2 separate regions of the Homo sapiens genome follow, and region 1 is linked to region 2. The links are chromatin loops, found by intact Hi-C in ENCODE. Cell type or tissue: endothelial cell of umbilical vein. All regions are shown on one strand. Region 1 overlaps DOCK10 (dedicator of cytokinesis 10). Region 2 overlaps DOCK10 (dedicator of cytokinesis 10).

What was found. Peaks named below come from ENCODE experiments on the same cell type or tissue, not always from the same donor. Only the 100,000 strongest peaks of a DNase experiment are listed, where the experiment ranks them.
Region 1: a loop joins it to region 2, with 2.0 times the contacts of the local background. A loop is called at or near these places in 2 of 110 quality-filtered maps.

Annotation. Positions count from the first base shown.
Region 1 is chr2:224,815,944-224,818,443 of GRCh38, reverse strand. It overlaps DOCK10 (dedicator of cytokinesis 10), which reads left to right. Exons shown (of 56, transcript NM_014689.3): 30 at 1,731-1,827. Among named protein-coding and RNA genes, the nearest start is that of CCDC195, 100 kb to the right of the region's middle. In endothelial cell of umbilical vein, no CTCF peak of the experiment used is centred here; a DNase peak (open chromatin) is centred at 1,453; H3K27ac peaks cover 1,435 bases.
Region 2 is chr2:224,925,251-224,927,750 of GRCh38, reverse strand. All of the region lies in intron 2 of DOCK10 (dedicator of cytokinesis 10), which reads left to right. Among named protein-coding and RNA genes, the nearest start is that of MIR4439, 84 kb to the left of the region's middle. In endothelial cell of umbilical vein, no CTCF peak of the experiment used is centred here; a DNase peak (open chromatin) is centred at 1,260; H3K27ac peaks cover 2,287 bases.

The DNA.
Region 1 (2,500 bases), 110 kb after region 2:
CTGGGCGACGGAGCAAGACTCCGTCTCAAAAAAAAAAAAAAAAAAGGCAGGGGCCAGGCCTTTTCAAGCACAAGGAATACAGTCATGCGTCACTTAACGACAGAGACACATACTGAGAAAAGCATTGTTAGGCAATTTCGTCACTGTGTGACTATCATAGAGTGTACTTACACAAACCCAGCTAGTATATATCCTACTCCATTACATAGCTCTGTTCTCATTGTATGGAACCACCATTGTATATATGGTCTGTCTTTCACCAAAACGTTACGTGGGGCCTGACAGTAATTGCAAATGAAGAACCATTTGGCCGAGGTGCTGCTGCATCTGCTTAAATGAATCAACTGAAGCCATTTTCTCCCCCCAACACTGCTTCAGATTCACCTTCCATAGAGGAAGTGTGTGAGCAACCTGCTTTGGGTCACATGCTTGCCTCTTAAGGAGAGAAGACAGGGCATATGAATTAATAATTCTCTGTTAACCTTTACCCACTGTGAAGGAGGCCAGTCCTCAAGGGGAAATTATCTAGGTATTTGAAAAGAACAATGGATTTAGACCAGCCAAAAATAAATCATGAGATTCTTACAGCCTTTCACGTCATGCTTAGTTGCTTAAACATTATTTTTGGGAGATGGGGTGCAGTGGAGATTTTGACCAGAGGAGTTACATGATTTTATGTCATCTGGTTTTGAAAATCCAATTCTCTCTCTCAATTTTTTTTGAAAGTATATTCTTCATTTGTGCTCCTGTCATGCATGAAATTTGCAGAATATCCATTTAATTGCAGCAGACCTAAATTATGTATTTTCAAAGACCAAACAGAATGTTCTCAATGTAAAATAGTTAACATATAATTTAATAATGCTCCTGTTCACTTTGATGTACAAAGGTTTAAGTCAAATATTATCCTTTTTGAAATGGCAGTATTTTAAATTATTAACTAAAGTTGCCACAAGATATAATTCTAAAATATCTGAGTAAATGGGATATATTTTATTTTGTGAGCTGAGATTAGTGAATATAATGATGATCATCGAACTTAGTCTTAAAACATGGTTACTTAGCATGCATGAGAGTAAAAATAGAGCAGTCAGGAACATGCTTATTTTTCCTACTGATGTGGCTGTTCTTGACTCCTGTGTTACTTTGACCGTGCCTGGACTCCATTTCTCTCCATCTAACTCAAACATTATTGCAAAGACAGACCTATTTGCAAGGGCAGGGAGGAAAGACGAATTAATTAATGTACTATGAGAACATGTGGCATACAGGGTTTCACTCTAATTTTACGTGATACACACCATTGTCTTCCTTAGCTCTGGATGGTAGGAGCTCATTGTAGAAGTCTGTTTCATTATCTGAGTGTAGTTTTTGAGAGAATTCTGTGCATGTGTTACAGCAGGAATTTTTTTCAGAATAAATGTGTCATGATTCATGCTAAAAGAAGCTAAAAAATATGACTCAGTAGGATCTTATCTCATAGAAGCTACATGTAGGTTACAAATGGGATTATTTCCTGAAGAGGCCTTGACCAGTCTCCAAAAGTAGGGAGCTTAACTGCAGTTCGGAGGGGACAAAATCCTTTCAACTTAATTACCTAGTGGTCCGACAAGTGTATGGTAACTACTTTTTCTTTTTAGGGATAAGATTCAAGTGCAGATTTTGTTTGTTTGTTTTTATTCAGTTTCTTGGTCTGTAAGTCATAGTCATTTAGTTTGCCTCTCTTTCAGACCTTGTGCCAGTATAAATTTGATTTTCTTCAAGAAGTATGTCAACATGAACACTTTATCCCTTTGTGTCTGCCCATAAGATCAGCAAACATTCCAGGTAATAAAATTCCCAGAATTTTCCTCAGTTCCTGCAAAGTGAATGCTTTTGTTTGTTCGTTTTACCTTTTGTTTATTATTATTTTCCTGTTTCTTCAGTCATAATTTTGTTTGAAGCTGTCACATGGGTATCAGACCCAGGTAATCAGAATTAAATTAAAATGCAAAAGAAGTTGTTGGCATGTGGTGATGAATATGGCTTCATATTCCTCAATTTTTGTCTGTTTCCCTTTTTATTAAAGAGAAGGCCAACAAAATTATAAACCCGATGATTGTTAATCAAATAATTTGAACCTAGAGGCACTTTACGGGCTCCAAAAGACAGCTTTCCTTTCATTTTGAGACATAAAATTATAGGGAGGAAAAGTACTATATATATAATTTATAAATATTATATATATAAATATATATGTATTATGGTAGAGAGTATTACCCATGTAGACATCAAAAACTAATCAAATATCAAGATGCAAATAAAATAATAAAATTATTTAGGAGCATGAAATACTTTATTACCAACCAATGAGTAAACTATTTATGAGGTACAGTTTTTTTCTTGCGGGGGAGGGGGTTGTTTTGTTTTTGAGGTAGAGTCTCACTCTGTCACCCAGGCTGGGAGTACAGTGGCATGATCTTGGCTCGCTGCAACCTCTGCCTCCCAGGTTTGAGGGATT
Region 2 (2,500 bases):
GCACTTCCTAGACTAGTGAGACTGACAAGAAAAGCAAAAGCCCTGTGTTTAAGGAGCTCATGCCCTTTTATGGATGAAAAAGCAAGTTGATTTAGAATGCTTATGGTTAAGAAATACCGAGAATCAGAGACTTCGTCTGGTATCTGGTACACGAGAAAGATTACTTTTCACCAAGGCAGTATTCTTATATTGTGACTGTATATATTAAAAGTTTTTCTCTATTCACTCTGCTGTCCCAAGCCACAAATACCCTCATTTGCCTGGACCATACCTCCCCTCCAAGAAGTGGTTTTGTAACTGGTCCTCCTGCTTTCTTCTTTGCTCCGCTTTGATTCGTTCACACACAGTACTCAATGGAAGCTGTTAGGAACACAAATTAGATAACGCCATGCCTCTGGTTAAAACTTCTCAGTGGCTTCCCATTGCCTTAAGAGTCAAATCCAGCTCCTCCCATAACCCCTGTCATCTGGTTCCCCATGTTCTCTGAGCTCTCATCTAGCCTACTTTCCTCAGTCACTGCACAGACATCAAGCATTCTTTCTGTTCCCCCAACTTGCCAAGCTCATCCTCTCGGTAGGGCCTTTACACTCTCTGTATAGCTGGTTCCTATTTTTCAGTCACAACTCAGTTTAAATGTCACCTCTACAAAGAAGCATCCCTGACTTCCAAGCTACATTGCCCTCACACCCAGTTACTTTATAACATGACCCCACCTGCTTCTCTTGATAACACTTATCACCACTGGGAAATATCTTGGTTTGCTTTTTCACTCCTCTGTCACTTGTTTCTCACTGTTAGACAGTAGCCTCTAGCAGGACAGAGACTTCTTCTGTCTTGATTGTTGAAAGATTTTCAGCAGCTAAAGCAGAACTTGGCACAAAGCAGATGGAAAATAAATATTTATTTCATGAATTATCTTTCAGAAACATCTAGATTGCTATTTTATAACATAATGTTGATCCCTTGAGTACCTTGAGGAACCAAAAGGCTTTTCTGAAACAAAATTCTTGAGAACAAAGAGGATGAAGTAATTGGCTTTGCTTGATGGTAAGGAAAATACTTCCTGCTTTGGCACAACTCAACTCAACATATCACCTTAAAAAACAGCACTAAGAACACGTTTCCCTTTTTAAAGAGGCCCATTCCTTCTAACATAGTGCCTGGCTCATAGCTGATATCAGCAAAGCTTAGTTTCCTCCTTTTAACACTTTTTTTTAAAGAGATGGAGTCTCGCTCTGTTATCCAGGCTGGAGTGTAGTGGGAAGTCACTGCAGCCTCAAACTTGGCCTCTCAAAGTGCTGGGATTACAGGCGTGAGCCACTGCACCCAGCCCTCTAACACTTTAGTGTACTTCTTCACTTACTCATTCACTTCCTTTCTGTTACTAGACAAGGGACAAATCAGTTCATATCTGTACTTCAAGTACCCAACACAATGTCTGATTCATAGGCATTCAATAGATTATCAAACATTGAATTAAAATAGTTTTCTTCCAGGTTGAGGGCCTGACACAGAAGCACTTTCCTTTATTTTGGCACACCAGGTAGAAGCTAGTCCTCCTTGTATGTGGGTTCTGGGACTAAGCAGTATGAACTCCTGCACTACATGTGTCCTAATGATTCACTAAAATAAGCAGTATTGATGTATTTATTAAGCCATTCATTGCAAAAACTTGTACTGCTTCAATAATTGTATTTGCTACTTTTTTTCATCTTTCTTTTTCAAGCTGGTAGTAATAGAAACTTTAAAACAAAACAAAAAATAAAGAACTTAGTCACCAAAGTGTGTGACTCAGTAAAGTGGCAAAGAAAGTAAGAAAAGAAAGCAAGGGCTAAGAAAAATGGTTTCAAGGACACATTGAATCATATTGTCAAATGATTCAGTTTAAGAAAAGACTGATGCAAAATAGCAGAAAAAAAGTTGAGAAAGTCAGAAATGAGTTTCTTCCTGAGCAAAAGATGTAGAAAGCCTGAGATGGGATCATTTCTGGGAAGTACAAAACCATAAATAAGAAAGTTCTGATGTCTGAAAGCTGGTAAGACTGTACACTGTGTAGGAAGACCACCTATCAACTATACTTCAATTTTGTCCACACCAGTAAAACTCTATTTCAATTTACCTTCATGGACCACCTTTGGTGATCTAAGCTGTTTATATCCAGGACACCAATACGAATAAGAAGCAGACCTTACACTTGAACAGTTAGACTTTCAACACCGGGCAGTGCAATTTTCAAAGTCAAAAGTCTATGTCACATGACTACAGTCACCTAAGAGTCTCATTATCTTCTCAAATTCCATCTTCATATTAGTAGGTCAGAATTGTGTCCCAGGGTACTCAAAGGCATTCTGCACTTTTCACTGGCTATTAAAACTCAGAATAGTGGATATCATAATATACCAATGGCTTGTTCTTTTCATAGTATGTCTTTAGCAATGAAAAGCAAATGGTATATGGGGACTTCTAGACTCAACCACAAGGGTCATTCTAGGAAAGGAAG